2 separate regions of the Homo sapiens genome follow, and region 2 is linked to region 1. Evidence: chromatin loops called from intact Hi-C (ENCODE). Cell type or tissue: gastrocnemius medialis. All regions are shown on one strand. Each heading gives the region's core, and the rest is flanking DNA. Links, peaks and the distances in the headings are about the cores only.

What was found. A loop is a pair of places that touch in the nucleus more often than their neighbours do. Peaks named below come from ENCODE experiments on the same cell type or tissue, not always from the same donor. Only the 100,000 strongest peaks of a DNase experiment are listed, where the experiment ranks them.
Region 2: a loop joins it to region 1, with 2.5 times the contacts of the local background. A loop is called at or near these places in 1 of 110 quality-filtered maps.

The regions. Positions count from the first base shown.
Region 1 is chr18:36,410,698-36,427,589 of GRCh38, reverse strand. The region is part of intron 3 of FHOD3 (formin homology 2 domain containing 3); the gene reads right to left. Among named protein-coding and RNA genes, the nearest start is that of FHOD3, 120 kb to the right of the region's middle. In gastrocnemius medialis, for the core only: a CTCF peak has its summit at 7,157; DNase peaks (open chromatin) are centred at 6,553, 7,199, 7,839 and 8,217; H3K27ac peaks cover 2,121 bases.
Region 2 is chr18:36,486,124-36,503,015 of GRCh38, reverse strand. FHOD3 (formin homology 2 domain containing 3) reads right to left here. Exons shown (of 29, transcript NM_001281740.3): 4 at 1,017-1,084. Among named protein-coding and RNA genes, the nearest start is that of FHOD3, 200 kb to the right of the region's middle. RefSeq lists an enhancer at 2,766-2,815. In gastrocnemius medialis, for the core only: no CTCF peak of the experiment used is centred there; a DNase peak (open chromatin) is centred at 9,505; H3K4me3 peaks cover 678 bases; H3K27ac peaks cover 1,606 bases.

The DNA of each region.
Region 1 (16,892 bases), core at 5,257-10,256:
ATCTGGGAAAGAGAAATGAGGCAACTCAGTTTTGCCTGAGGGATCTGGAGAAGTCTTCCCCAACATAATAAAACTTGAACTGGATTTTGCCAGAAAGAAAGAAGTTCTCCCTTTGGGAAGAGGGATGAACACTGCTATGTTATTATATGAAAACACACAGCATTCAGGGATGGAGAGGGGCCGCCTGTAGGAGTGGCCTGAGAGGTGATGAGAGACTGGCCACAAGAGAGGACATGCCAAGATTCATATTCTGCAGACAGTGGGAACCAAGAAGGATTTTTTTTTTTTTTTTTTTTTTTTTTTAGAGAAGCAAGATCAGTTCTAGTTTTAAGATGAATTCCTCTGCTGGCAGTGTGATCTTTCTCGTCTCATAGTTACCATATTTAAAATCTATGGCTCCTATCTTCTGTGACTAATTGCTATTCAACTTGCTAACTGCTTTTCTTTTAAATATAAGATCTCCATTATTCTAAGTACATATATATTTTGGTTAAGTCTTGGAAGAACTTAATCACTGTCTCAAATCTTCTCTTATATTTTTCTTAGAAACACACCTCGACTCAATGTGTGCCTTATTTAAAATGGAAAAAGCAAAGGCTGTGAAGACAGCCCTGCATTCAAATCTTAACAGTACCACTCCCTGGTTGTGTGTGCTTACTTCTAAGAATAATTCCTATCTCACTGGTTGGTGGTGATGATTAAACAAAACCATTTATAACTATGTGACTTAGGGCACACTCTTTGGGTTTTATGGAAAATGAAGATAATAACAGAACCAGTCACAGAAGGATTGTAAAGACTAAATGAGACAGAACAAGTAAAAACACTTACACTAAACTCATATGTGACAACTTCAGTTACTAATACAGTGTATGAGAAGCGACTAGCCCAGTGCTTACAACAAGGTAGGAATTGAATGAACATTAGTTCCTTCCTTCATGCACATGTCTATGCTTTCTGCTTTTGGGGTATTTTGGGCTCATTTCAATGTATGTGGGCACTTTCAAAGCATCTAGTTAATGGAGGGGGAGCCCACCACACAAGGCACTTAGGCACCTGCTCCCCCAGTCCCCACAATTCCTCAGGCTCTGCTCACTTGTGCACCAATCTCATGGTGATTTTCCACTGACAACTCCATGGCTTCTTCCTGGAAGGCAAGGGACAAATCTTCTTAACTGGTATCACCAAGACCTAGCTAAATGCTGTCAGCACCCATGAAGGCATGGGCTCTGCACCACAGTCCCAGGTTCACCAATTACCAGCTGTATCACCCCCATTAAGTTACCTAGCCTATCTGTGCCCCAGTTTCCTTATTTGAAAGATGAGAAAAATAACAACCCCTACCATGTAGAGCTGCTGTGAGGATGAAATGAAATAGTGTGTGAAGGCCGGGCGCGGTGGCTCATGCCTGTAATCCCAGCACTTTGGGAGGCTGAGGCGGGCGGATCACAAGGTCAGGAGATCAAGATCATTCTGGCTAACATGGTGAAACCCCGTCTCCACTAAAAATACAAAAAATTAGCCGGGCATGGTGGTGGCCGCCTGTAGTCCCAGCTGCTGGGGAGGGAGGCTGAGGCAGAGGAATGGCATGAACCCGGGAGGCAGAGCTTGCAGTGAGCCAAGATCGCGCCACTGCACTCCAGCCTGGGCTACAGAGCAAGATTTCGTCTCGAAAAAAAAAAAAAAGAAAGAAAGAAATAGTGTGTGAAGTGCTTCCCAGAGTTGCAGCACAAAGTCACATGCATATAAGTATGTGTCTATGTACACATATATATCTATTATTCCAACTACCAATTATAGGTACACACTCAACACATGCCCTCATTTACTGAGCATTAACCATATACATATATTAAATATGCATGACTGGTGCTAAAGCAACAATTCAATAACAAGAATTTTCATTAAAACAAACCCAGATCAAAGCATCATGTTTATACACTTTTTAATTTTTCCTATATTAAATTATTTTGGAGTCAAGCGCCACTGTTGGGGTCTCTTTTTTTCCCCACTATCTTTACTAAATGAACATAACCTTATATTCATGGATCTGGCCACTTTTGCTATTATTCTGATTGTTCTTACTTTTAATTGGCTTTGAATTAAAGGTTGTTAGAACATAAAGCTTTTCTTAAATACAAATTTTAAAAAGCTGGGTGACCTACATTCCACATTTCCATCCCTCCCCTTCATTGATAAGCTACGTTAGCCATTCTACGTCCCTTAACTATAATATAGCGGTCCCTCTTTATCCATGGGAATGTATTCCAAGACCTCCAGTAGATGCCTGAATCCTTGGATACTATGTATACTATATTTTTTGTATACATGCATACTTATGATAAAGTTTAATTTATAAGTCGGGCACAATAAGAGATTAGCAACAATAACTAATAAAAGACAACAATTGTAACAATATACTGTAATAACGGTTATGTGAATGCAGTCTCTCTCTCAAAATATCTTATGTACTGTACATCTTAGCAACCTCAGCATATAATTTTTTTCTTTCCTTATTAAGTCAAGAATTTTCACCTTTTCCCTAGGGGACGCACTTTATGGCTTCTCTTTGGCTTATCTGAATTGCCAGCATTACTAGTCTTGTGCTTTGGGGCCATTATGAAGTCAGATAAGAGTTACATGAACACAAGCACTGCTGTACCACAATGGCTCCGATGTGATAACTGAGATGGCCACTGGGTGACTAATGGCCAGGTAGTGTATGCTGCACAGAAACGCTGAACAAAGGGATGATTTCAGCTTAGGGACAAGGGCAAGAGATTTCATCATGCTACTCAGAACAATAGACAATTGAAAACTTATGAATTGTTTATGTCTGGAATTGTCCGTTTAATATTTTTGGACTGTAGTTGACCACAGGTAACTGAAAGCCAAATTGTAAACAAGGGTAGACTGCTGTAATTCTTTATTATAGAACATTAATTTACAACAGAATATAGTTAGAGTGCTATTTCCAGTAAATGATCTGAGATTCATTCATTCAACAAATGTTTATTGAGCCTTTCTTTGCACCAGACACCATTCTAGGTGCTGAGGACACCACAGTGAGTGACCCATCAAAAGGCTCTGCCCTCACGTACTGACATTCTACCAGGGAAGGAGGAGGAGAGGGGACAAGACAATAAACATGAACAATAAACCCAAGTCAATCACAGTCAGGCAGTTCTGTTATAATACAACATACACGTTGCTAAAAAAAAAATCTCACAATAACACCAGAAGGCATACGGGGAAAAAAGAGAGGAGCCTAATAAAAGCACAGCACAGTTTTATACACACTAAGTGGCTTAGAAATACATAAATACTACAAAAAATGTGGCACTGTACTGTGAAGAAACCAAAGTGTGCTTGTGGAAGTGGGCATCGGAAAGGCTTGTAATTGTGGGATGGATAGAGGATCATCAGGAATGAGAATATTGGAACTCCACATGTGGATGGGTGTGGCTCAAAAAATGAGACATGAACTGAGGTAGGTGGGAGATGCTTTAGGTGTGTGTAGGTGTGTGTTTTGTGTATTGCTGTGTGGCTTGGTTCAGCTGAAGGCAGTTTTCTGCATTCACCTAGAGCTTCTGCAAACAAAATTATACCAGCAAATGTGAAATCCACGTTATGCTCAAATTGTCCCCTAATATGTCAATCATGTTGAAACAAATACGGGTTTTACAAACAAGTGTTATACAGAACTGAGTGTATAAGGTGATGATTGCCGTGAAAAACAGCAGCAGGATAAGGAAACAGAATAGGGATTCTTGTTTTATTTTTAAATATGTTATTCTATACCACTGTATTCATTCTATGCCACTGTTAGTAAAAAACCCACGTATCAGTTGCATTTATGTAAGAGCCTGCAATCATTTCTCTTTCTTGTTCTCATGTCATTCTTCTTCCACCTTCAGAAGTGTGTACTGTTGACACATGGTGCTTCGACACTATGCTCACTGCACACAGCCCCTCTATGGAGCCTCCAGGTACTTCTACTATTGTTCACTATAATAAGGCAAGGTGGCTCGATGCATTGAAATGGCAGCAGAGGTTTTCCAATGCAGACCCCCTCCGCAGCATCCACCTTCTTTCTATTCTCAGAGTGTACTTAGGAATTCTCATCAGATTCACCATGACAAAATGTTGTTAGATGACCTTGCTTTTGTGGTGAAACAATATGCTGAGATGACATCAGCTGTTCTATGTACTTTGAGATCTTCACCCAAATTCAGTTCAGACCATTTCCAACCTCCTTTTCCACACCTGCTCATTTTCTAGTCAAACCCAATCTGATCTCCAATGAGATCCTAAAATTGTAATCATGGCATTAAATCATAAAAATTATAGCTTTTTAAAAATCGTAAGTGTATATTGCTCTTATCGAAGTTTTCATTACTTAAAAATTTTGAATTCATAGCAGAATAGCATAGCATAGCAGAATGAGGATTTGAACATGAAGTTTGGGGGGGGTGTGAATCGAGGGCCGGGGAGGAATCAAGGGTGAGGGGGACATGTGTACCTCCAGGAAGCAGAGCTCCAGGAATGGCAGAGAAACTGAAGCCACGAAGGGGAATGACCTAGGAAGGAGACAACAGGAGCACTCTGGTCTGTCATTTCTCAACCTCTTGCTGGGAGGTTTCCTTTCTCACATTAAAATGGTGACATGGTAAAATGTTAACACTTTTCTGCTCAGTTTCAAAAATACTAAAATTTTCAGCTGATTGCTCATCTTCCTGATACACCCTTCCTACAGGTTTGATAAAAATGGCTTCAGTCAATGCTTAAATTAATCAGATTTAATTTATCAAATGTTTACTTAAGGACGCTAATTAACGTTTTCAAAAATAAATCAAATCCTTTGTTTCTCAAAAAGGCTTTCTCAGCCAGGGCTACTGCTGGGGCACTGGAGAAAAGCAGCCCCTTAGGTCAGCCTGCAGAGTGAGGTGGACCTCAGACCACATTCACATTGATCGGCTGCAAATTGCTGGTGGGAAAGGGAATTAGAACAAGCCCTATGGAAGGCAATTTGATATCATCTATCAAAATTGCAAGTACACAGACCATTTGACCCAGCAATCCCACCTCCAGGAATTTATCCTCCAGGTAAACTTATACATGTGCAAAATGTCATATATGCAACGTTATTCACTGCAGCATTGTTTACCATGGCCAAGAATAGACAGCAGACTAACTATCCTTCAACAGGGGATAGGTTACATAGGATTCCTATATACATGGAACTGAATATTATTCAGCTGTTAAGAAATAGGAAGCTCTTTATTTACTAGTATAGGAAGAGCCCCAAGAAATAGTAAATGAAAAAAAAGTATATATGGTATGTTACCTTTATTTTTAAAAGGGAGTAAATTACATATATTTGTCTTCATCCACAAAAACATGTGGGAATTAATAACAAGGATTACATGTGGCGGCCAAGTGGGAAGTTTGAGGGAAGGAAGCAGAGAGCAAAGTCGAAGGTGAGAGGGAATAACAACATGAGATATTTTACTATAAATCACTGTGTACTTCTCAAAGTTGCAACCATGTGAATGTGCCACCTTTTCAAAAAAATTAAATATGGAGTTTAATTAAATAGCTTTTTAAAATTAGAATAAGGTTTGTATACATTGTTGAAACATCATTGCCACTCCAAAAGTTATGACTGTCTCCCAGTCCAGGAGAGAGGGCTTTGGGGTGCTATGCTGACTCCTTTACAGGTCTCTTTCTTCAGGTACCCACTCCCCCACACTATAGACTGCCTATCCACACAGGGGCTGCCACCCAGGAACCAGCATGGACCTGCTGTCCCCTAGAACCGGCATGTGATCCCAAACTACCACAAACATTCATGGCAGTCCCAGCTGGATTTCCAGGTTGCAAGTCACTGTTCTTTTCTTGTTGACTGCTGATTCTGGAGAATTATTTCAAAAAATCTGCCAGCAACACCCCTGGACCCAGAGCTACCTTTATACATTTTCAACAGTATATGTCACCTTTACCGCTATGAAATGTTTTCTAAAGAGAGAAAAAAAGTTAAGCCAATCACTATCGTCTTTTTCATTCTAAAATGGAAGCCATAAAAACCAATCATATGCAATCTCAGTTTTGTTTTAGGCTGCAAAGTTTAACATCCTTGAAATATCAACTCAAACTCTTGGATCAACTGAAGTAAAGTTTTCAGAGCCAACTAACTTTATAAGAATAAGGACAGTCTTACAAAAGAAGCTATCCAGATGCCTCATTGGTGACTGCTTGAATGAATATTTGGTAAATTCAAAAGTATCTTTTTGTTATCTAAGCATAAAAGTTAGACTTAGTTCAATTTGTGTGTATTTCCCTACACGTGACTATCATTGTGGCAAGCTACCCTAATCCATATTTCCATTTTAAAAAATGTTTTAGTTTTTGAAACATGCCCAGGAGCACATTGTTTTCAGCTTATTACCAGAATAAGTTCAACCAGAATAGTTTCAACTTTAGTGAAAACTAAAAACAGTTCAAGCACCCGAGTGCCAATTCTAAGACCTCTGACACTCTTTCCTGATGGCCACCACCAGACTTTGGCTGAGTCATGGCCAAATTTAACCTCACCATTTGTCTTCTGGGTAAGAGAGGGTGGGGGTGAAAGAGACAGTGATAAACATAAAAAATCCAGCACTACTGAGGAGTCAACAGCTGAAATGAAAAACTAACAAGAGATGTCTCCATTTACTATTTACACTCCTCAGATCATAAGCCTTCCTACTTATTATCCTGCACTGCCACCAGACAGTCCCCCATGGTCAGAAAGCCACCAGAATGGGCAAGGAATGTATCAACCATCTAAGTGAATCACAGATAAGCTAAAAGAAACTGGCCAAAAACTAGCAGTACCACCTGACCCCTCTCCTAGAAGATGGTTCTGACTTTAGGCAAACACTGCTCTTAAAAAATCCTATAATAAGGGAGTGAGAAATACTTAACATCAAATTTCTACCCAGTGTCATCTAAGGGCTGGTTGTTAAACCAGCTGTCCCGAGCCAACAAGGGCTAGCCATATGCAAAACTACTAGCTTATATAAGATCCTCATATCTCACAGTCACCTCCCGAGGCAGCACACAGACACTGGTGCATCACCAGGTGTGGGCAGGCTGGCACTTAGAAGTTCTTCAATCACACCAGAAGGGGTGCTACAGTGTCAGGTGGCAAGTGAGAGAGGAGACTGCAGATTGGCTCAGATGGAATGATTCATTTCCTGGGTGTTCACAGCTGGTTTATGACTCCAAGGTTGTAAGTTTTGGCCCACATGACATCTGACTGTATCTGATGGCCACAGACTATACCCTCAACTGTAGCTCATCTGCTAACAAGTGTACACCATCAATTAATTCAACAGTGACATGTGCCTGGCGCTGTCACAGAGGCCCGAGAGAGTGTGGACGGATCAGTATGAATCCAGTACAACTGTAAGGAATGCCCAGGGCACACTTCCTCCCTTTCCAGGCTCCGCATTCCAAGAGAAGCTCAGCTTCATAAAACACTGAGTCCAAGAGGAGACAGAAAAGTTAATCAAGTGTAACTTAGCAGGGTAGCCGGTTGGGAGGCATCAGATGCCTCCGGAAGTCATGGAAGCCAATACAGTATCTTCCTCAAGGAAGTGGCAAAGCTTTTCTCAGTCCTACTTTAGGTCTGCCCAGTAGACCATGCTCCAGAGCTAGCGCTCCTCAGCAGGCTAGCTCCCTGACTCAAGGATCTACTCTTCTTGATATGGAAAGAAGGATAAAAGAGAGCGCACTTCCTTCCCTTCAGCTGTGTTCCTCCCTGGCCACATGTGGCCACATGAGACAATGCTGGCCCAAGGAATCCCTCCAGTCTCTGAGGTCTGTCAGACACACTAACTCACTATTTATAGATGCCCCATTCACCCACTACTTAGGCACTTAAAAGAGCATGGGTTAGTCCCAACCCAGTGTCAGCACAGATGCAGGTTTGCTTTCTGCATTTGCTCTTACAGTAAACCTAAAAATTACAAGTAACAAGTTGCTACAGGGTTCCTATTGAATATCAGCATTCTTTCCTTCCATGGTTTATATAAATTCATGAAAACATGTGTGAAGCATCTGCCTTTTTATTTAAACAGAAAGCAAGAGCTCAGACTGCTGTGCTGTGGCATTTTATGTACAAACCCAACAGCTAAACTGGGAGCTCCATCCTTGGGAGGGGCACACTAGAGTTGGGTCACTACAGCTGCCCTGGCCACCAGCTGTCCAGGAGGCCTCCACTTGAACTCAAGAGGAATAGTCAACAACAGAGCAAAGCCAAATAGAGAAAAGTGGAATAATTCCTTTTGCCTGCACAGCTCAAAGTAAGATTCCAAAGTACCCTCTGACCAAGGAGAAGACGGCAAATTATAATTATTTTAAAATTCCTTTGAATGCATCCAATGTTATTTCACAACATTTTCCTTGAATTTGATACTTGGTAAAAATTTAACATCTTTATAGCCAGACCTACTATAAAAGTAATAGACCATGATTTTAACCTTGTAAGTTCTTTTTAGAACCATACACGTTTTTTACTCTTCCCCTCCCACTGTGTTAATTCCCCCCAGACCACTATTTTAGTCTTATTTATGAAAATAAAATTCCTATTTATAGAAAGAACATGCAGATTTATTTTATTAATTTTATTTTTAGACAGGGTCTCACTTTGTCGCCCAGGCTGGAGTGCAATGGCGCGATCTCGGCTCATTGCAACCTCTGCCTCCCGGGCTCAAGAATCCTCCCACCTCAGCCTCCTAAGTAGTTAGAGCTACAGGCACACACCACAATGCCCAGCTAATTTTTTGTATTTTTATTAGAGACAGGTTTCACCATATTGCCCACGGTGGTCTCAAACACCTGGGCTCAAGAGATGCTCCTGCCTCTCAGCCTCCCAAAGTGCTGGGGTTGTAGGTGTGAGCCACCACAACTGGCAAGAACATGCAGATTTTGATAAAAAGAATTCAACCTGTGACCTATAAGAAAAACTGAGTAGCAAAAGTCAACGTTTTGCCATGTGCCTTCCACACACACTTTCATCATCATAAACCTAAACTCCCATGACCTCAATTTCACAGAAGTACTCCCAAACCTTAAACAATCTAATTCTTAAATACAAAGCTTTCAAACTAACGTGGAATATCTTCAAATTGCTTTTGCAAAAGCAACCCATGAGCTTCCTACAAAATTTCAATGAGAGAATAAAGCATTGTATTCAAACTTTCCACCCCTAAATCTTCACTTGGAATTAGACATTCTAAATAATAACCTCTAAAAAATTCCTTTTCAGAGTACATGAAAATGTGAAGCTGTTATGGACATCTATACTCAGATCACCACAACCACTCTGAATCTAATCAGAAATGGATATGTTTGTCTAAATGGATTGAAGCCACAGCATTTCCAAATTCCAAATGGCAACCCACCCTGAAGGGGCAAGAGTGTCAGCAAATCAAAGTGAGAACTGACAAGTGTCATTTTTGCCGCAAAAACCAAACACTATGATTGCACCTCGTGATATGAAAAATTATATGCATTAATATGTCTAAGACATTTCCTTTTTATTAAAAGTAACATTTTCAGTCTAAATTTCTTAAATTAGTGGTAACAATTTAAAAACAAAAAGCTCTGTAAACCAAAAAATTTTCCAGGACAGTTAATATAAGTTGATTAGCTGCATTTCAAGGAAATGGAAAGTTGGTAAAAGAAATTAAGGCCAACATTATAATCTTCTCTAAGGCAGTTCATTTACTGAGTGGCTTAATTGTTTTTCAAATATCTGGGGAGGGGAAGTTGGCTAAAGGCTTCATATTTGCTATCGTCCTTTTTTAACAATCCCTCACTAGCACAGAAATATATGGAAGAGCAATATCAACAACAAAGTGTGTGATTATAGAAAGAGGCTTCTAAGGTATATGATCTCATGAAATAAAGCCACATATATATATTCTGATTTCCTACCATTCAACCCAGCAATCCCATTACTGGGTATATACCCAAAGGAATATAAGTCATTCTATTATAAAGACACATGCACACGTTCATTGCAGCACTATTCACAATAGCAAAGACATGGAATCAACCTAAATGCCCATGAATGATAGACTGGATAAAGAAAAAGTGGTATATGTACACCATGGAATACCATGCAGCCATAATAAAGAACGAGATCATGTCCTTTGCAGGGACATGGAAGGAGCTGGAAGTCATTATCCTCAGCAAACTAATGCAGGAACAGAAAACCAAATACCACCTGTTCCTACTAATAAGTAGGAGCTAAATGATGAGAACACATGGACACATAGAGGGGAACAATAGACACTGGGGCCTATCAGAGGATGGATGATGGGAGGAGGGAGAGGATCAAGAAAAATAACTAATGGATACTAGGCTTAATACCTGGGTGATGAAATAATCTGTACAACAAATCCCTATGACATAAGTTTACCTATATAACAAACCTGCACACGTACTCCCTGAACTTAAAAGTTAAATTTAAAAAATTACAAATATGTGTATATATAAAAAACTGTGCATGTGTATGTACGTGTGTGTATGTGTATATATATCTATATGTTCTGATTTCCTTCAGTACTTCTCACCCAAGAGCCAGGGTGGGAGTGGTGGGTGGGAATGAAGTAGAATTGAAGAAATAGATGCCTCTGGCTTTGAACTGCTTGGAAAAAGGAGACTGGGCTGGCAGGAGGAAGCGCTTGTACACTCTTCTAAGGACACAGAGGTGGCTTGAAGGCAAGGGAGCAGGGGCTGGCTTTCAAAGGTTTTAAGCGACAAAGTATCCCAATCAGATCTGCATTTCAGAAAGATCACCCTGCAAAGCATATGGAGGAAGGGAGAGCTGGGAGAGAATCCACAGGGAGAGCGATGCAAAAGTCCAACACAGAGGTGCCAAGAGCCCCAGGTTAAGCTGACAGCAACTGGAATGGAGAAAGGACTCATGGGCACAACCTCACAAATCAAAATTACATATCCTTAATAAGCAGAGAGTAGAAACTGAACAAAGTAAGTGCTATTGACCCAATGGCTGTGGAGGGTGTGCTAATGAGCAGATCATGGCTCATTCAGGCAACTGTGTCTGAGGCACAGGCCACAGCTCCAGGATGTGAATCGAGATGCCCACATGACAGACCTTACGGACTCATCACACTTCCTAAATAACGTTCAAGCCACCTGTTCATATTTCAGTGTAATCATAGATGGTTAAGAAATGACACCTGGGTGGGCATGGTGGCTCACGCCTGTAATCCCAGCACTTTGGAAGGCCGAGGCAGGCGGATCACGAGGTCAAGAGATCGAGACTATCCTGGCTAACATGGTGGAACCCTGTCTCTAATAAAAATACAAAAAAATTAGCTGGGCGTGATGGTGCACGCCTATAGTCCCAGCTACTCGCAAGGCTGAGGCAGGAGAATTGCTTGAACCCGGGAGGCAGAGGTTGCAGTGAGCCGAGATCATGCCACTGCACTCCAGCCTAGCAACAGAGTGAAACTCCATCTCAAAAAAATAAATAAAAAATGACACCTATGTATATGATATTCAGCTATTCAATGTGCTTGAAATATGTCTGAAAAACAAATTTGTTTCCAGTTGATTTGAGAGTTAAGCAGTCTGGAAGAGAAAGACAGTCATCTGGTTAGGTCACCAAACTTCATCAATCAAAGACCAAATTTCTTTCTCTCTGTCTTGCAGGGCTGCTGCGGCATGGAAAGGAAAAATGCCACCCTTATTATGTAGTCTTGGAAAAAGAATCACATGCCAATGGAATGAAAATGTCTGCCTGAAATTAAGAATGCAAAACTGAACATAGTCCAGAGTTTGGCATTTCTTTTAAGATTTGAGAAACATGCTGATAATTTTAATCCTACTGGAAATGACTTACCGTATGACTTGGGTTTCTGCTAAATATAGATTACTGCAGCCTGGCAAATTTTAAAATAATCAACCAATTAAGTTGCCTGAATAAAACAGTTCAAACAAAATGCAGCTGAAAAGGAACCATTTGTCCTCAGTGACAGACCAAATCATGTAATTTAAATTTTAATGATGTATGAATAAATCCTTGCGTGCTGACAAGGTTTTAAGAAGTCACATTTTCTTCTTCAGAACCACTTTTTCTCCCCTTTCTCTTGCTCTCTGACAGCCTAATCAATTCTCACCCTACACCCTATCTCAGCCTCACTGCTCCCTCCTAAGTCAATTTTGCTGATTTGTTGTGAAGAACAAAATGAGATCATAAACCTGACAGATATATATGTGAAATATGATTGAACAAACATTCAGGATGGGCCTCTCCTTTGTGAAAAGTGAATTAGCACTAACCACAGAATTCTGGCAGTGGACTCACCTTTATTCTCTTATGGCCCTAGTCATCAGGGTCTTGCCCCACCTCAGCCTGCACTGTCCATGAAAAATGGGCACTCGACAGAGGCCTCACACTTTCCCTGAAACACTGTGAGGCCCTCCTGGTGAGGGGACTCAGAAATGGAGGTGCCCAAAAATCCCCCGCTGTGGTCCTTGCTCCCCAGTTCCCAAACTCACTGCCCCCTCCTGCTAGCCAGGTCCCTTGGCTACTGAGGTGTCCATGTCTTGCCCAAGAAAATGGCCTAGAGAAAAGGGGCTCTGCCCACCCACCACAGAGGGTAAGCTAGAAGTCAGACAGCCCTGCAGGAGCCCCTCCTGCTGCCACAAGCCAAGTGATCTCTTGACAGCTTCAATCTGACCTTTGTGAGTTTCCATTCCCTGTGCCCCCAGAAACCCCCTGCCACCTGTCTGGCAGGCTGTGAGGGTTAAAACTCCTGAAACGTCCTACCCAGGCTCAGCCCACAGAATGTGGTCAATAAACAGTGGGGATGGTGGCTTCTACTGCCGCCACTGTTGCCATCATCATCACAGGCATCACAGCCACCAGGGGCCACGGGATCATCCCCCAAGGTCCAGCATATAACTGGCACCAATGAATGATGGGATGAGTTGATGCGGGTGGACAAGTGGCTGGGTGGCTGGAGCCTTCAGGTAAGACAGGAGCTTCTGTGGCATGATGGGCAGCAGCTCTCCTTGGTATTGCTGCCACCTTTGGCTCTGGAACTCACTCGGCTAAATGTAATAATGGATGGAAATGCACACTCCACCCTTACGTGTCCTTTATGCACTCTGGACGAAGCAGTAAGTAATAGGAAGAGATGGACATCTGAGGTCAGTAGGATTTGGTTTTCAATCTCAACTTTTAATAGGACTTTTATGTGAATGAGCTTTGCTTTCTTCATCCTAAAACAGAAATAACTTGCTCACTTAGGCTGTCATGAGGAGCAGCTAAAGTCACGGCGCATCCATGCAGCTACTCCTGTGCTTGATACATGACGGGTCCTCAAGAATTCAGTCATCTTTCTTTCCATCTTGTTCATCTCTGCTAGCAACTGCCTAGTGTGCCAAATAAGGTGGACCTGCTGAGTTAAATGTGCTCAGCTGAAAAACTATAAAACCTCAAGTCCTCTTTTGAAACTCTGAAACTCTTCTGTAAACCTTGCTTCTATAAGCCCAACTTAAAATAATTTTAAAAAATAAAATTTAAAAATTATATAGGCAAATCCATAGAGACATAAGGTAGATTAGAGGTTACATGGGCTGTAGGTGAGGGTAGAATGGGAAGTTAATGCTTAATAGTTACAGTTTCTGTTAGGGAAGATGAAAAAGTTTTGAAGACACTTTTTGGTGATGGTTGCACAAAATGGTGAATGTAAGTAATGACACTGAAATGTACACTTAAAATGGTTAAAATGGAATTCTTCTGTTATGTATATTTTACTACACTAAGAAAATGTTTAAGTTATATGTAGGGCATTGTGAATTCTGGAGAATAAGGGGAACATAGGTCTTTTGGTAACTCTAAGTGTCCCTTAGCATTGCCATGAATGAAGCACATAAATCCAGGCTGCCTAACATGAGGGGTGCAGCTGTGCTTGATAAATAGAGATCTGGTGTGGGACAGTTAATCTTAACTCCAAAAGCAACTTGCAATCCACAAGGAAAGCAGACATGGTCATGCCAGGCCTGCTGAGCAGCATGGGCATCTTCCTCCCTTCAGCAGGCCTGACCTCAGCTCACAGCCCAAAAAAGAACCCACTGCCATGTTCCTAGGTCCCAAATCCAGTGTGCCATGCTTTCAACTTTTTTACTAGAGGAAATATTAAACCTCTGGGAGGGGCCACAGACTCATGGGGGTGTCCATGTATATGTTCTGGAGATGGAGCTGAACACAGGCAAGGCTGAGCTGCGCACCCGGAAAATGAGCTTGTTCCCCTGAGGAGTTGTGACATCGCTGTCCACCCATCACCAAGGCATCTTTTCTTAAGGGTTCTTTTTCCAAACACAACCTGACAACAACATTGGTCTTATGTTGGAAAATATAAGGAACAGTCCACCTTTCTGACAAATTTCTGATGCCTTTTGCTGAAAACCAGGGTGCCTAAATGACACAACTGTGTTTCTGGGAAAGGTGCAGTTCTCTGCTCTGGCCCTGCCCATTGCCAGATCTTCAGTTGTGTCTTTTTGTTGAATGAAGTTTCACCATGTGCCCACCAGTGGGCAGTGGCCCTGTGAAGGCTCCAGGTAGGTGTCTAGGACACCAGTTCCAAAGCAACAATATGACCTCTGTGAGCTTCCATCCCCACCACTCCTTGCCCCAGAAACCCACTGCAACATGCTGCTAGGAAGATGAGAAAATTCTTGTTATCATTCATTCTTCATTATATATCGGCTTTTTGTACAATTTTCAACATTAGACTTCTATACCTAACATTTTTAACCTTAATTTTATTTAACAGCAAACATCCTTTAATTAAAACAAAAAAAGCCTGAAATGATTGTAGCAAAAAGTATTATGACTTTTATAAAATGGCTTTAAGAGCAAATTCTCTTTACCTTAAGTCTCTCTTTAAGGGAAGAAGAGGTTCATCTGGGCAACTCTTCTCCAGAATCATTTTTACTTTTACATGGGGAAAATCGCATAATATCTTTCCAAGACACATGGATAGCTTTCCCAGCTGTTCAAGAATAAATCTGATTTTAGTCCTTGTCACTTGTCAATCACCCTGATTTTAAATTATATGCATTGCAGCAACATTTTTATTTGTGTTTTAAAATTGGTATCACTTTTTCCCCTTAGAGTAAGCTATATTTCTATAAATTTTAGTTTAATTTAAAATACTGGAACTAAAGTAGTTTTAATTATCTTGGTAAGGAGCTTTTTCTCAAATTGTTCTCCAAGTGCAGATGTGAACATATATACAGAAGGGACTTGCATTCATACGGATCCCCTCATCACATTTGTTCTTGCTAAAGAAAGAGCAGTGAGTTTGAGCAGCTTTTCAATCCCCTGCAACCCATCCCCTAAAGCAATGACCCTGAGCAATATTAACTGCCCTCCAGCCCCGCCCCTTCCTGCCTGCGTGGGATGGGGGATTGTGGGAAACAGTTCTGGTTATAATTAGGCAAGCACTTTACACACACTTTACACAAAGGGCTCAAATCCTACTCACCACTCCAGTGGTTTGTTGCTCTGCAGATGGGCCACCAGGAAGAGTCTATTTTAGGAGCATCTGGTTGTAGGTGAGAGAAGAAAGGCCAAGGGAGGCGCCATTGCTTGGAGCAGCAGCTACCCAAAGAGAAAAAGCCAGTGGGCAGGTCAATCTCCCAAATGGCCACATGGTGGCCTTGTTTTAGGACTAGAGGCAGGAGAGTGCCAAGGCACTGGAATAAGTTAGGGGGCTTTCATTTTAAAAATAGGAATCAGAATCTTGGTTCTTCACCCTTTTTGAAAATTAATAACTACAGCATTCTCCTGGGCCACTCAGGCCAGGTGGTGGAGATAAACCCACAGGATCAGTTGCTCTATTTTGTACTGCAAACATTGTAAATGTGGTTACTCTATATTATACTGACAAAAATAAAAAGCAAATAAGGCAATTAACATAAAAAATAAATGAAGTAAAATAAGATGAAATGCAGCCACTAAAAAATAGGAACAAAAAGGTGTTTAGAGGCCAGATTTTATTGTCTTAAGAGCCAGAATTCAATGGTTAAATATCCTTTTATGAATGTTAGTTTCAAATATAGACAGATAAGAAATCAATTGATTCCTCATTCAGGATCACATAGTAACAAATGATACCCTTTGAGGAATTACATTATTTTGATAATTTTCTTCACAACGGATCCCAAAGAAATTTACAAAAGCACTTAAAAGTTTTAAAAGTGAAATTTAAAATGTATTTATTAACATCAAAAATATATGAGGATGGTCTTTTCAACAAATGGTGCTACAACAACTGGGTATCCATATGCAAAAAAAATTAAATTGGACCCCTACCTCACACTAAATACAAAATGGATCAGAGACCTAAATGTAAGAGCTAAAATGATAAAAGTCTTAGAGAAAAATTGAAGTAAATCTTCATGGCCTTGGATTAGGCAATTATTTCTTAGATATAAAACTAAAATTACAAGCAAAAAGAAGAAAAAACTGGGTAAATTAGATTGCATCAAAATTAAAAACTTTCTGTTTAAAAGAACATCATCAAGAACACAAAAAGGCAACCCACAGAATGGGAGAAAATATTTGCAAAGCGTATATCTGATAAGGGACTTGTATCCAGAATATATAAAGAACTCCTACAAAATTTAACAATTAAAAAAAAGCCAAATAACCCTATTTTTTAAGTGGCCAAGGATTTGAAGAACATTTCTCCAAAGGTGATATACAAATGCCCAATAGGCACATGAGAAGATGCTCAATGTCATTAGCCACATGGGAAATGCAAATCAAAATCATGCTGAGATGTAATTTCAAACTCACT
Region 2 (16,892 bases), core at 6,978-11,977, 74 kb before region 1:
ACACTGGAAATTAACCATCTGCCAATAGAAGAATGAATAAAACAACTTGTGTTTTATTCATCCAATGCAATCTTCAATCAGAGCTACACCAGCTATGCCTACACCTATCCCATTCTCAGTAAGCAGAAGTAGGATATATATGCAACATGATCACATATGTATACAGTTCATACAAAAGAATATCACATATTGTTGGTGAATATTTACCATTAGGAAACATGCATGTGGGGGTAGGGTGGAAAGAGGTTGTTTGGGATGGGGGAGCATAACACAGGTCTTCAGTTATACCTCTAATAGGCTTTGCACATGTATGTTTATTGCAGCACTATTCACAATAGCAAAGACTTGGAACCAACCCAAATGCCCATCAATGGTAGACTGGATGAAGAAAATGTGGCACATATACCCCCATGGAACACTATGCAGCCATAAAAAAGAATGAGTTCATGTCCTTTGCAGGGACATGGATGAAGCTGGAAACCATCATTCTCAGAAAACACAGCAACAGAAAACCAAACACCACATGTTCTCACTCATAAGTGAGAGTTGAACAATGAGAACACATGGACAGAGGGAGGGGAACATCACACACCAGGGCCTGTCAGTGGGTAGGGGGCTAGGGAAGGGATAGCATTAGGAGAAATACCTAATGTAGATGATGGGTTGATGGGTGCAGCAAACCACCATGGCACATGTATGCCTGTGTAACAAACCTGCACATTTTGCACATGTGTCCCAGAACTTAAAGTATAATAATAGTTAAAAAAAAAAAAAACTAGAAGTAAATATGGAAAAATATGTGATAAAGTTACCTTTACTTTTTATTATGTTTGAAATATTTGACATGATAAAAATTCTCAACTGATATTATGACCTAATGTATATTGTAATCTAAATATAAATATTGTAATCTAAATTTGTCCTTCCTTTTCATAACAAGTACAGGTAGAAGCTTGCCTGTATCTAATTTCACAGCAATGTAAAAACAGGTAAGTACTTATTTTTTTCCTATTTACCTGAAATATCTGCTTCAGGGAGAAGAGGGCCCTTCTCAAATCTCGTCCGCTGGAGTTGTATAGTTTTTCTGAAATAAAGAATAAAACATATAAATTAATTAAACTGACTCTATTGACAGTGAAAACACAGACAGGATATGAATGATAACAAAACTATCCCTGGAAAGGTAATGAAAGCCTATTCATTTCATTCAGGATACAGACCTTACCCCCAACCATAAGAAGAATGTTGCATATACATATCTGGTGTGTGACAGGTGGCATGGAATAATGTGTAGATGGGACAGATTTGGGGCCTGCCCTTTTGCCTATTCCCTCTCAAACAGGTAGAAATCCACTCTGGCTATCACTGACAACTATCACCTAGATTTTTCACCCTCATCTCCCACCCTTCCTCTCTCCAGATCTCTATTTCCAGCTGTTTGCAGACCCTATTTTCCAGTTTATAAACTATTTCCACTTGATGGCCAACTATACCCAGAAAAACCCACGCAGCCAGAACAGAATCCATCCTTCTACCTCATGCCTCCCTTGCCTTACAGGCCCTGCACCCCCATGCTTTCTGCATCTCCTGTTCCTGGGGTGTGCTGGCTGCCTTGAGCGCTCCTCAGGCCCTAGGGTTCCCTAGGCAGCATGGGAGACCCAAGGGCAGCATGGCAGCTCTACGGACTAGCTGGCTCCTTCTAGTCACATGAGGGCCTCTGGGCAGGAAGCCAGCCTTAGCTCTGCCTGGGCCTGTTTTCTCACTCATGTTCAAGGATGGTTCTGGCCATGGGCAAGGCAGATGAAAGATCCCACTCTTGGAATTCTCTGGCTGAAGACTTGGGCTGACTTCCATAAGCCCACTGTTGAGCAGTCACATTTCAAATATATGAGTTAGACCAGGCCTCAGGAAGAAGGAGGTGAGCTTAATACAGGGCCCATCCTCCAGAGATCACCATGCAGCTAGAGAGACAGATGAGTATGCCACAATTACTAGCTGGCCAGAGTGATGGTGCTGCGAGGTGCTGAAGACACACCGGAGGGAGTCCTGTTCTGGTTATGCAGGACACCAAGGAGCACACATCCCGCTTAGCCTCCCAGCACCCACACTTGGTCCTGATCCAGGTGGCTCAGGTGTGCATAGGGTTGCATTCCTAGCACCCGATGCCAGACTTTTCCAATAGAATCACCCAACGCATGTTTACTGAGAACCTGCTGGGTACAGTTCGAGGCACTAGGATACCACAGTGAAGAATGGAATTATCAGGAGCAAAGGCTAAGTAATCAGACTGCCTGCATTCCAAACCTGGTATCACCATTTACTAGCTATGTGACCTTGAACAAAACACTTTACATCTCTAAGCCTTGGATTCTCCATCTGTAAAATGGGAACAGACAGTATTACAGGAAAATGGGTTCTGTGTTAAATTAAGCATGTGTACTATGGAGTGGAATGCAAAATATCATTTAAAGTGTTTAGATATAATAAAGGCATTCAAAACAATGTCACGTCATTGGCCAACCACCTCGGGCTTCAATTCTAGCCTAAAGGGATACAGGGCAGAGCCACATTCCCCCCTTGTGCAAGTGGCATGGAACAAATGGCCCCAGAAGAGTTTGCAGAAGTCTAGTGACAGAAAGGATATGCTGGTTTTTCACAGTGGCCCAGGAAATGGATAGGCCCCCACTGAGAGAGATTTAACAGGACACAGATAGGTAAAGCTCAGTATTTGCTTGGCAGTCATTTCTTCAAAGGTCTCCCTACCAGACATATTGCCTTCCGGCAAAGAACAGAGGGCTCCTGTGGAAACTCCCACTAGATGACATCACTTCCCCATTTAAACCCTTCAGTGGCTGCCCACCGCAGCCAGAATGAAATCCAAAATCCTTTGCACGGTCTGCCAAGCCCTTGGTCACACAGCCCCCTCCCTTGCTGTATTACAGACACTGTGGTTTTCTCTCACATCCTGGGGCAGTGCAGGCTCCTCCAAACTCACAACTTAATACATATTGCTGCTAAGTGGCAGGGGCAAGATACTGTAGGGTGGGGGTCTGGGGAGTGGTATGTGACTCCAAAGATTCCCTGTTGTTTGACCACTATGGAATCTACCACCTCTAAATACAATATGCAGCCCACAAACACTTGCTAATTATGAAGAGTTGTGATTAAGAGAAAAATGCATCACCTTTCTAAAAAGTAGGAGCCTAGAAAGCTCCAGAGGAATCAACCATCCCCAATCTGAACATCTAATTCATCTCTGACCCGAAGAAACAAGGCCCTGGTGACTCTCAGGCTGACCTCTAAAGAGTCTGTGTGGCCTCAACATATGAGTAATAAATAGTGGGTTTCCTACTGCATCACGCCTGGAGTAGAACCCTGGTCTCTGGGGTGATCACACTTCTTCCAGCTTTCACAGCTAACATCTGAGAATCCCCAAATCCCAGAGAAAAAGACTTTGTTTTTTGCTAATACTACTTCTAATAAATAAGAATAAAACTATCAAGTGAAAGCATGGGCCATGTATACCCCCAAAGAAGTGGACCAGATTTATCCTATCCAGGAAGAACATCAGTAGAAAAGAGCCAATTCCAGGTAACTCTTAAGTCAATAGGCTGCTGGGCACCGTGGCTCAGGCCTGTAATCCCAGCACTTTGGGAGGCCGAGGCAGGCGGATCACTTGAGGTCAGGAGTTCAAGACCAGTCTGGTCAACATGGTGAAAGCCCGTCTCTATTAAAAATACAAAAATTTGCCAGGCATGGTGGCACATGCCTGTAATCCCAGCTACTTGGGAAGCTGAGACAGAAGAATCTCGTGAACCTGGGAGGTGGGGATTGCAGTGAGCTGAGATCATGTCACCGCACTCCAGCCTAGGTGATAGGGCAAGAACCTGTCTCAAACAAAACAAAACAAAACAAAACAAAACAAAACAAAACAAAACAAAAATAGCAATAGGCTTGCATTAGACCTTCTTACTTGTTAGCAGATGATAAGCAGAAATATGCCATAAGTAGACTCAAAATATCACAGTTAAAGTCTCCTTTAGTTACTAGTGACATATTATTGTTTCTGATTCATCTAAATGAAGATCATCATTAGTTGTGTTCTGATCATTAAGGTTTTACTACTTGGTGCTGTAGTCAAAATAATCAGTTTTTAAAATACAAATTAAATATTAGAAAAAAATCAGCTGAGAATGACTGCTAATATTTTGTTGAAAATTTCTGCATCTATAATCATAAGAAATACTGGTTTATAGTTTCTTTTCTTGCAATGGTGTTAATATTGAGACAATGCGAATTTTGTGAGTTGGGGGTACTCCTTCCCCTTCTGCTTTCAGAAGGGATTTGTATAGACTTTGTGTTATTTATTCAATTTCTTCATTAATGTAGGGCTATTCTGATTATCTCTTTGTTCTTCAATGAAGTTTGTTCATTTGTGTCTTTCAAGGAATTTGTCCATTTAAGTTGTTAAATGTATGGGCATAAAGCTGTTCATATTCTCTGTCATCCTTTTATTAACTGTAGCAATGTCCTTTTATACCTGGTATTGGTAATTTGTGTCTTCTATTTTACTTGGTCAGTGACTAGAAATCTATCAATTTTATTTTAGCCTTTTTCAAGAATCAGCTATTGATTTCATTAGAGGTTTTTTCCTACTGCTTTTCTGATTTCTATTTCATTATTTCCTTTCGTTTGCTTTAAGTTTAGTTTGCTCTTCTAGTTTCTTCAGGTAGAAATTTAAATGATTTGAGACCCGTCTTGTTTCTAATAGAAGTATTTAATGCTATAAGTTCATCTCTAAGTACTGCTTCAACTGCTTCCTGTAAATTTTGATATATTGTTTTCATTTTCATTTATTTGAAAATTTTATTAATATTGAATTCAGAGGGGAATAACTTAACCTTGTGATTTTTTTGACCCATGGTTTATTAAGGTGTATTGTTTAATTTCCAAATATTTAGAGATTTTCCAGATATCTGTTACTAATTTCTAATTTAATTTCTTTGTGGTCAGAACATATACTTTATCAAATCTTTTAGACTTATTAAGGCTTATTTTATGGCCCGGAATATGGCTTATCCTGGTGAATGTCTCATGTACACTTTAAAAGAACATGTATTCTGCTGTTATTGAGTGGCTGTTCTATAAATATCCACTATATCAAATTGAGTAATAGTGGTGTCCACATCTTCTATATTCTTACTGACTTTCCATTTACTTGTTCTATAGATTAGTGTGAAAGGAGAGTTGAAGTCTCCAACTATTACAGTGGATTTGTGTATTTCTTCTTTCATCTTTATGAGTTCCTGCTTTAGGTGCTTTGAAGTTCTGTTGGTAGGTGTGCTTACATTTGGGATTGTTGTGGCTTCTTGGTGTATTGAACTTTTATTGCTATGTAATACCTCTCTTCATCCCTGTCAATATTCCCTGTTTTAAAGTCTACTTTTCTGATATGAATATGGACACTTTGGGTTAGTGAATGGTGTATCTTTTTCTATCCTTTTATTTTTAAACTATCTATGTAGAATTTCTTATATAGTTGCATCTTGCTTACATGCAATCTGACCATTGTCTTCTAATTGCTATGCATTCACTGTATTTTTAACCTCTGCGACATCACAACTTACTCTTCAGTGGCACTAGAACCAAAGACCTCAGGCAGGTTCTGACGCCATCTCAAACTCTTTGATAAACAGCATCCTTCTACAAATGCCAAAGATATCTCCCAGTGGTGCCAAAAACCTCTCCTCTTTTTTGCCAAATGTCATTTAATTAAAATAAACTACAATTTCTAATTGAGAAGTACTTTTCATTCCAACTATCTTTAATTTTCAAAACAAAACCTTTATAGTCATTTGTTTAAATTGTCTATTTCAAACAAAACTGAGTAAGAAAATATGTAGTACTGTTCCCAAATAATGATTTTTATTGTTTTAAGCAAGAGAATTCTCACTACAGACTTTGCAGATTCACAAATGTTAATGTAAGTTTTGTTTTTCAATATCAAAGCTCAAAAGAACAGCTAATCTATATAAAAATATTACCTATTTTGGCTGAAATTTCCCTTAAAATGCTTTTCTTTTTAATTCCCTATGGTATAAAGCACCAGACAAGGTCTTGATCAGAAATCCCACCATGTGGCATCTGTTACATTGTAACTTTTTTTATCCTTCATACAAATGGCTAGCAGTGATGTTTCATTTTTTGACAGATACCTTCTCTTGAACTACTGCAAACCTTTAATATTTATAAGCATTCAATATTTTAACAAATGTTATGCATTATTCCCTATATCACGAGAGCAATACTAGCGTCATCATCATGGTTGAAATAAAAGTAACAAAATATTTATTTAAAGGAATATTACTCTAGAGTACTGTCTTTGGAAAGACAATTCCATAATACATTCTCTCTCTACAAAGAACAATACTGTGGTTTAAAATGAAATCATAGTGCTTTATTAAAACTCAAAGCTACCTGCTATGTTTAAAACAGTGGTACCAAAAAGCCTCTCTGCCTAAACCTATCTTATTCTGTTGATTCGTAACATACATTTTAAGAGACACCTCAGTCTACCTAGAGGCTTAGGAAGGATTAGGATGCAAGGATGTTTGTAAATGACATATAATTTGTCATTTTACATGAGGTACAATTTCTGCTGGTAGAAGAGGATCCAGCAGGCATTTCACTATGTCAGACATCATGCCCAAACCAGCAACTTTGATGTGACAGCCCTTTGATGTGGTTCAAGAGAGGCCCACACAGACCAAAGGAGAAGCACTTCCTCCCACAGCCCAGGGCCTGGGTTCCTTGCTGCAGGACTAACAATGCCATGTGAGGTGTCCTCTGGAGCTTTATCTGCTGGGTAACATTCCAAGTTCAAGAAACCAGGCATTCCATTTGTGTTGCATCCAAGTTTCACCACACAGAAACTTCACCAAGGCTGTGCAGGCCTCTCCTTCAGCTGAGACTAGAATGTGAAGGGCTCAACCAGGAACGGTACCTGGCCTGCCAGATTCCCAAAGACATTCTTTACATCACTCTTGGATCCATTTCCTATGGAACTCCAATCACCCCTTCTTTAGAAGCAGCCTGTCTATGTAGATTCAGGTATTTTCAGTCTGGGTTATGCAGGTGTGTGCAAGGATTCCTCGAGGTAGGATGACTGACAGACATCGTGCTCCCTAGTTCTGCAATCCAATTCTCTACTCTGCAGGCTGTGCTCACTGTGTGGGTCTCCCACGTGTATATGTGGGTGTGTGTGTGTGCAGAGGCATGTGCACATATGACTTCAATCTGTGGTTGGCACAGCCTAGTTGCAGGTCCACTGACCCTCCAGCTACATGCAATATACTGTATAGACTGTCCTAACAGCTCCTGAATCTCAAGGAAAGGAATTCAAGTGTGCCCACTGCCTGAAAATCAGGCAAAGCAAAATAAAGTAGATTCCACATGTGGTGCAGAAGGGGGCTGTAGACTACCCTAAGCCAGCAAGAGGGCAGCTGCAGAGGCTTCACCTATATGCGAATCCCAAACTTTTCTCGTGAGTTCGCAGAGGTTCTCCTTGCTTCTCTTTGCTCACCTTGGCCATGAACACATGTTAGTGAGGGTAGTACAGCTCCAATCAGGGGAGGTTGCAGGGGAGCAGATGGTTCCTGCCATCCCAGACTCAGGTGGAAAGCTCTAAATCAGAGCATCAAGGAAAAAAAGGTGCTGAGCAACCAAGACATGACACTGTGGGTCCCTTCCTGGTGAATGTCAAAAAAGCATAAAAAGGCCGGGCACAGTGGCTCACACGTGTAATCCCAGCACTTTGGGAGGCCAGGGCCGGCAGATCGCTTGAGCCAAGAAATTTGAGACTAGACTGAGCAACCTGGTGAAATCCTGCCTCTACAAAAAAAAAATACAAAAATTAGCCAGGGGTGGTGGCCTACAGCCCCAGCTACTCAGGAGGCTGAGGTGGGAGGACTGCTTGAACCCAGGAGGTCAAGGCTGCAGTGAGCCATGATCATGCCACTGTACTCCAGCCTTGGCGACAGAGCGGAGGTGACAGGGCTGTCACATCAGAGTTGCTGGTTTGGGCATGACGTCTGACATAGGGAAATGCCTGCTGGATCCTCTTCTACCTACCAGCAGAAATTCTATCTCTTTCTCAAACAAACAAAAAAAAAGTATAACAGTAAAACTCAAAGCAGAAATGGGGGCTGAGATCAAACTGGAGTCATTAAGATTTGCCTTTCTCCTGAAGCTCTGGGACTGCCAGGTGGGAGGTGTGCAAAGAGGTCCCCCCAGCACAGCCCCAAGGGGTGGCCAGCAGCCAATGAGAGCTAAGGCTGCAGAAGGTCCTGGAGAAGTACTGCTGATTGCTGATTCCAGCAGCTGGGGAGAAGCTGGGGGCAGGCTGATTATACATCCCTTACTTTTAGGTTAAGTACAGCTTGCACTTGGCCAATAAATAAATGAAGAAACATATGCATTTTTTCTCCCACCGCTTCCAAATTAAATCTGCCTGGGGTATACTCATTTGGGTAGCATTAGCCTTTGAGTAAATGCAATTAGAAGCTTATCTTTGGTAACCACAAGAAGGTGTAATCAGAACATTATTTGTGGAAGTCTTTAGAACTGCCCCTCCATCCTTTCTTGCCATGTTTCTTGCCTTTTAAAATGAACTATGTCCCTTTAATAGTTGCAATCATGTATTATGCTGTAAACTAGCTTGTAATAACAAGAGTAGAGGGCAAAGCATTGGAGACCCCTGGGGACCATTCCTGCTTTGTCTCAAAACCCCTTTGTGGCCCACAAAGATCAGTGCTGAAAAGTACAGCCAAAGGGGTGCTATGCTTCCTGTTCAGCCAAGAGCACAATGAAGAAAACTTCAGTGTGTGGGGAAAGACAGACCAGAACATTAATTAGAAGGGCCCAATGAGAAAAATGAGAACCAATTTACATCAGTGAAAGAATATGTAGGGGGAGGAACAAAAATCCCCTTCAAGAACGGAAGTAGGGGAGTGAAAGATACATCTACAGTATCACGCTTTGGGGTCTATAAAAATCGCTGAACTGTGAGACTAATAATTACAGCACATGCTTCTCTCATCAAGTGTCAAATACATTAACGAAGCTCCCCGTGGGAAAACCTGGACCACGTCCCCAGAGCCTCTCCTCTGCTCAGGGAAGACAATAACTTTCCTTTTTCCCCTGGGCTGCTGCAAAGTATACCACGTTTCAAGAGGAGATTTATTCACAGGCGCAATGTCCAGGTCTACACTGACAGTCTGTTGGCAGCAGTTATTGACAATACAACCATCATGGTTTTTCAGGTGCAGCCATGAGAAATTAGCTCCTTATCTGCCAGGCATTTAGCTGTGTGCCATTTGCTCTTCAAACACCAGTCAGAGAGAGTTGGTGAAAAACAACTCTCTGAAACACGACCCAAGACAGCCTCTACAAAATGACTGGCCAGGCTTGGGTGACGCCCATTTCCCTAGCCAGGAAGCACGCAACCCAAGTTACTGTCAGCACTGAGTGAGGCAAGAGAATTGGACTCTAGACCTTGTTCTCAAGAACTCAAATGCGGCACGTGACAAACGAACCCCCAGGAAGCATGGCTCATTTCAACCCGCAGCCTCACTCCATTATTACCTGCTGATGTTTTCAAGAGAAAATGTGGCATCACGAAAACTTTATTTTACAGTGAAAAAAAATTGCTTGGTCGGACTTTGGAAATCTTATTTTCCTGTGATTTTGAAGCTTGTTGGAGTTATGGCCTCCATATACAAGTTGTAAAAAAAAAAAAAAAAAAGAAAAAGAAAAGAAAAAGTTCAGATACACAAGATGTTAATACAATTTCAGGGATATGGATGCCCAGAAACTTCCTGTGGTCTTTCAGGACATTCTGTGAACTGCAGGGTAAAAATCATGGACCGAATCCAACATCTTCATTGAACAGGTGAAGAAATGTAGGCAGAGAGGTACCATAGATGCTGGCCCCAGAGCTGGGACTGGAGCCTCAAGGAAATGCAGAAGAGTAACTGAAAATGGCTAACAGAAATGGAATTGGCCGTATGATGTGATTGTACAATAAAAATAAGGTAAACAACTGAGCCACTGAAACTCACTCACATCCTAGCCATGACATTTATGCCACCGTGTAAATTCAGAGAGAAAACACACACATGCCAAAGCAAAGGCTTTGCTTTTGAGAAGTCTGACTCATCCCTTTTGTCTGTGGGGATGACTGTGAGTAGTGGAGGCTTGAGGTACCCCCGATTTAGCCTGAGGATGAGGAGGCTACACGTGAACAATGACAAGGTCATGAGACCTGGTAAGACAGAAGACTGCTTAAGAAGAACTTATTGAAATCCCAATTCCCTTGGATTATAATCACATTTTAAATACTTATGAGTATATAAACCCTACAATAATCTTAATGATTGGTTATCTACTAGGTAGGTGCTATGCTGAGCATGAGGTTATAATTGTAAATGAAAACAGTCTCAGCCGTTGGTTTATCAGTTGTAACAAACGTACCACATTCATGCAAGATTTTACTAATGGGAAATTGGGGAAGCTGGAGGGGATATATGGGAACAAACTTTTGCCCAATACTTTTTTCCATAAAATTTCGCCTATTTGGGGAGACAGACATGTCCCCAAACCATGGCAATGTCATGTGAGAAGGTGATGGTAACACTAAGGGTTCCCAGAGGAAGGAGTGGCAGAACCTGTGAGCCTGGGGATGGAGAGTGGAGGTTCAGATGAGGTGACATGGAACAAAATGAACCACAGTGAGAAATGCTGTGCAAAGAGGGAAACTGAGGAAGAGAAAATAGTGTCCCCAGCATCTAATATGTCAATAAATGATTTAATTTTTAAGACCACGTGGAGGACTGGAAAGAACACGGGAGGATCAGATATCATCCAGATTCCTAATTCCCTCAACATCTGGCCTGGTCACAGCTTTACAGGTTAGCTAAACCCAAGAACATTCTGGAGTCTTGCTTTCTGTAAATGGGCCAAATACATAGCCCTACTCTACCATGTTTATTTGGCCATACTTTCACAGAAGATGTGAAAATCATATCCATATTCATAATGGCTAAAACTTCAAAGCATCCAAGATGTCCCCCACCCATAGAAGGTAAGGATACACAAACTAGTAACATCCATACAATGGAGTGTTTATTATTCAGCAATAAAAAGAAATGAGCTGTCAAGCCACAAAAAGACACAGAAGAAACTTAAATGTATATGGGAAGATCTGTGTACAGGTGCCCGGAGGAGGCAGCACCGTGATGCTGTTCCTCTAAAAAGTGAAAGAAGCCAGTCTGAAAAAGGCTACATACTACACATACATAGTGAACTCCATGACATTCTGTAAGTAGCATAACCGTGGAGACTGTAAAAAGATCAGTGGTTGCCTGGGGTTTGGAGGAGGGAGGGAAGGATGAACAAATGGTCCACAGGGGATTGTTCGGGCAGTGAAACTCTTATTCTGTATGATACTGTAATGGTGGATAGTACCATTATACATTTGTCAAAACCCATAGAATATACACCATAAAGAGTGAACCTTAATGTAAAGTATGGACTGCACTTAATAACTATCTGCCAATATTGGTTTATCAGTTATAACAAATGTATCACATTCATGCAAGATGTTACTAATGGGAAATTGGAGAAGGTTGAGGGGGTATATGGGAACAAATTTTTGCCCAATATTTTTTTCTGTAAAATTTAAACTACTCTTTCCCAAAATGAAGTCTGCTTAAAAAATTATATCCAAAGGCAAGCCTACAGGAAGTGGGAGAGTCCCCAGGCTCATGGAGGGCACAACTCTTTACAACCCCTTCCGCAAACACATGCAGCCCCAGGCCTGGGATTTGGCATTTTCTGCCATGAATCATCGCTTATCTGTCCATGCACACTTCTGTGATCTCCCCACACCAGGGCCAGCTCTCATCCACAGTGGTTTCCCTCCAGCCCCTGGCAGTGTCTGGCTGGGGTAGGTGCCTGGTGTTCATGCTGATGGGCAAGTGTATGTGTTCTAAGGCGTGAGTTAACCCGGGATTCCATAGATGAGCTTCAGACACATCTGTATCTACTCTGAGTTCCTAAAGGGAAGGGTACAAGTAATTTTTAGGACACTGGATGTTCCAGATGCTTCTTTGTTACCTTCAGCAGGCAATCCTAACTCCTCCTGTCTTTCCTTCTTTCAAACAATCACTGACCATTCATTCTGCAACAAGGGCTATGCCAAATGGGAGAGTAAAATGATGCATGGGGCAGAGCACTAGTTTTCAGGAAGCTTACAGTTGGCGGAGATGATGATTTGTCAACAAAGAGGACAGCCCAGTATTGCAGGAGCTGAAACCCAGAAAGGTGTCAAATGAAGGAGCCCTCCCCACTTATTGCAGGAGGCAAATGGCCTTCAAAGAGCTATTCACCAAGAGGCTGCAAAAGACTTTAAGTCATAAAATTATGTATGTGGTTGCTTGCCTGTCATTACCATCTGCTGAGCCCCACCCAGTTCCACACCCATTTGGTCTGGTTACCTTGGGACCCACTGGCCCCATCCTCATCTTTACTGAGGAGGAAAGCCCAAGCAAAGCCATTTATACCTCTATTCTGAATTAGTTCATAGGACACTATTTTTCCCTCTGAATTGGAGGGAATGAGTCAGCTTTGGGGCCCCAGCAAAGTCCACGTCCATTTGCTCCCATCTTTGCATTTCCAAAATTGTCCCTTTGTGGAAGCAAAATGGCCCAAGTCAGCTGATGAAGGCCACTTAATAGATCAAAATGCTGTTTCAAACCTGCCATTTTCCCTCCCAGAATCAAAGAATGGTAGAGAGTAAAGGGTCCTCAGAGACCTCCCTCTGCGGAGAGGTTGAACTGCTCACCCAAGCCATGGAAGATCTGTGTACAGGTGCCCGGAGGAGGCAGCACCGTGATGCTGTTCCTCTAAAAAGGCTGCTGACCTAGGTAAGCAGATGAGTGGCATCTCAAACGCAGTACAACTGCCCCGAGGCAGCCAGCAGTGTGAAAAACAGGTGACCAGGGACTTACTTCTGGCCTCTCTCTTCAGTCTCTATCTCAGGGCTGTCTCTCTGGGCCCTGAAAATAGCTTGGCCAACCGCCCTCCTCCCTTCTCCCTCTCTTTCTTTCTACGTTCTCTTTTCCCATAATTAGGGATCTGGAGAACCTTAAGGTATTTTCTTTAGTGATGGACTTTCATAATTCTTTTTCTTAATTTCCAAATTAAGTTGAAATATTTGAATTACATATTTTCTCAAGACTCACGTATTCCTTTTTCTAGTTCTATTTTTAACATTATTTATTTTTTGAGACAGGGTCTCACTCTGTCACCCAGGCTGGAGTGTGGGAGTATGAACATGGCTCACTGCAGCCTCCACCTCCCAGGCTCAAGTGACCCTCCCACCTTAGCGTCCCAAGTAGCTGGGACCACAGGTGTCTACCACCATGCCTGGCTAATTTTTAAATTTTTTGTAGAGACAGGATATCGTTACGTTGCCAGGCTGCTCTCAAACCACTTGGCTTGTGTTGTGATTACAGGAGTGAGCCACTGCACCCATCCTGGTTCTCTTTTAAAAACAACGAAGAACACGCACCCGAGTTGGTTTTGCTTGTGAACAGGGCATCCCTCTCCTGAGATGGCCATGGCACAATGGCTGTCACTGCCCTGCAGCTGGCCCTACTCACCCCCCTACTGGCAGGGCACAAAAAGAAAGGAGGCTTCCTAAACAAACAAACAAACCCATTCTCTCTCACTCTTCTGGAAGCATCCAGGGCTCCTGGTAGCATCCACAGGAAACCATCCCTTCCAGTTGGGTGTGAGGTCCACCTCTCTGGGGAGAACATTTAGGAGACAAAAACCACCCTAGCTCAAGGGCTGGAAACCACAACCACATACCACCCAGCCAGCCCCACACAGCAAAAACTACTTAGCCCTCTTATGGAGGCACCCACTGCAGCCAGGACTGACCTAGTGTTGGCCTCTGCTAAGCACCCCATTCTCCAGTCTCAGCTCAAAGAACCTGCCACCCTCGGCTCCTGAACCTGTCTCCCACCTGCTCTTGGGGGCCATTTTCTCTACTTCATCTATGGCACCAGCTGTCAAAGTCCTCATCCTGACACTGTACCTGTGCCTGCTTTGCACTTTGATTTCAGGCACCACTGTGCCATGGCCTTGGACAATACCACCATCCAGACTCCTAAATCCATATTTGCATTTCAGAGGAAATTCCTCTCTGCACCTAAGTTTTCTGATCAGTAAAACAGGATTTAAAATACACATTCCAACATCCTGAAGCCATGTGATGATGAACATGATCATGTTGGAAACACACCTGGCACAAGCTAGATACTCAGTAAAGACTACTTTTCTTTCTCTCTCCAGCCCCTAAGGCCTCAATGACATTTCTAAAAAATACCTAATGTCCTCCATACAGTGAATAGTCCAGTCCTTTCCTGGGCACTGCACTCAGGGCTATAAGATGCCTCCTGTCATCTGTCAGGTCTTCCTAACCAGGTGGTGAGACGGTCCCCTGAGCTCAGACAGGCCCCAGCTGGGCCCTGGGGGTCTCTCTCCAAAGCACAATCACTCCCCCAAAGAGATTGCCTCTTCCTTCCCGGGGTCAATGCCAGTTGATAGGGAAGATGTTCACCCTCTCTGCCCTAAACACTTTGAGAAAAAAGAAATGAGTATCTACTCCTTGGAGAGAAGTTAAGGATCATTAGCTGGGGTCAAAAGGGAACAACCCAGCATCAATCATGTCACTGTGCAGAGATGATAAAACTCAGCAGTTCACCTGCCCCAACCCATGGGGCCAGGGTTCTTCCTTTAAGTATTCTTCAAGATGGAAACAGCCACAAATCTATGGCAAGTATCACATAAAGCAAAGAAAATTGCATCAGAAAAAAGAATGGATATTTAAAACAACTGTTTTGATGGGAGTTTATTCAGTAATGAATGGGGAACAGAAGAACAACAGTAAAATAATATATACTGGCATTTTTACAAGTTCAGTACAGCTTAAATACTGGTTTTGTCTCATAACAAATTCACACCTAGCCTAAGGTTTGTACACATTAAACGGACAAGCTGTGTGTGGATCCTCCGTGGCCTCCTGACACTTTCCTCTGTATTTATTTCCAGGCTGTGTGTCCTCTGGTAAGGAGGGCTAAGCCAAGAGTGCCATGCAGTTCCAGCAAGTTGTCTCAGTGAAAACAAAAAAATGCAAAATACCAAACATAAGGTCTCTTCCCCTTTGTTGTGACAGCTGGGTGAGTCCAACACATTTGAGAACCTCACTAAGAAACAATGTGGATATAGCTTCAAAGTTCTGCCAGACTTCAATTGCAGAAAAGAGAAAGAGAACCTGGGGTTAGAACCTCAGCTAAATAAATATTTCTGAGCCTAATACCTAATCAGAGTATATTTCCTGATGAAACTGACCATTTCCCTCTGTCATCTCCCATGGAATAACACAGTTACAGAAGGGTCCATACAGAGAAGTGGGCAGGATGCAGTGGGAGGACAACCAGCAACAGGCTCAGGGGCCCAGCAGGGTGACCACAGCTCAGGCACTTACTGCCTGTGTGCTTTTAGGCAAGAACTTTAATATCTCTTGGCTACGTTTTGCATGTTACAATGTTAGAATGGCTAACCATAAAAAGAATGGTCATATAAGCTTATGGAGAACCTGGAACAACTGGAACCTGACGCTCTGCTGGTGGGATGTGAGATGCTGCAACCTCTCTAGAAAGCAGTTTGATAGTTGCTTATCAACTGAAATATACACCTACTGTTCAACCCAGCAATTCTATTTCTAGGACTTTCCCCAAGGAAAATGAAAATTTACACACATAAAAACATTTCACCAAGGTTCATAGAAGCTTTACTCAGAATGATTTTTAAAAACACCCTACTGGAAACAACTCAACTGTCCATCAGTTGGCAAACAGATAAACTGTGGTACATTATACAAGGGTGCACTAATCAGCAATATAGACTACTGACGCATGCAGCCTAGATGAATTCTAACAATATTATGCTAAATGAAATAAGCCAGACACAAAATACCAGATACTGTATGATTCCATTCACATAAAGTTTCAGAAAAGACAAATCTGATCTATAGTGACAAAGCAGACCAGTGCTTGCCTGGATTGGGAATAGCGGAGATTGATAGGGAAAATACATGAAGGAAACTATGGGAAAATATTTTTTGTCTTGTTTGAGATATAGTTGTCAAAAGGTGAACTGGATTTAAAATGTGTGCATTTTATTGCATGTGAATTACTCGTCAATAAGGTTGATAAAGAAAAGGAAGGTTGATTCTAGAGGATCTACAATTCAGTTTTAGTTCTAACTCTTAAATATTGACCTTAAATAACTTGTTTCCTTTCTAGATAATACCATCCATAAGATGTTATATAAACTTAGATCACTATAAAACATCCTTTGGGCTGGGGGCAGTGGCACACACCTTTAGTCCCAGCTACTCAGGAGGTTGAGTTGGGAGAATGGCTTGAGCCCAGGAGATTGAGGCTGCAGTAAGCTATAATCGTGCTACTGCACTCCAGGCTGGGAGACAGAGCAAGACCCTGTTTCAAGAAACAAAAACAAGAACATCCTATGAATATAAAGCAACACAAAAATCATTACTGACCATGAATGCATTGAGATAGAGTACAGATAATGTGAGCTGGTGACACAGAAACTGAACACCAAGTGTAGCCCCCATATGTTGTGACTGGGAGAGGAGAAGCCAGTTGGGGCCAAAGTGGTGGATGTAGACAGAACCATCCAGGAGAGAGCCAGTGTTGCACTCGGCAGCCATTTAGTGGCCAATGGGAAAATGGAGGAAG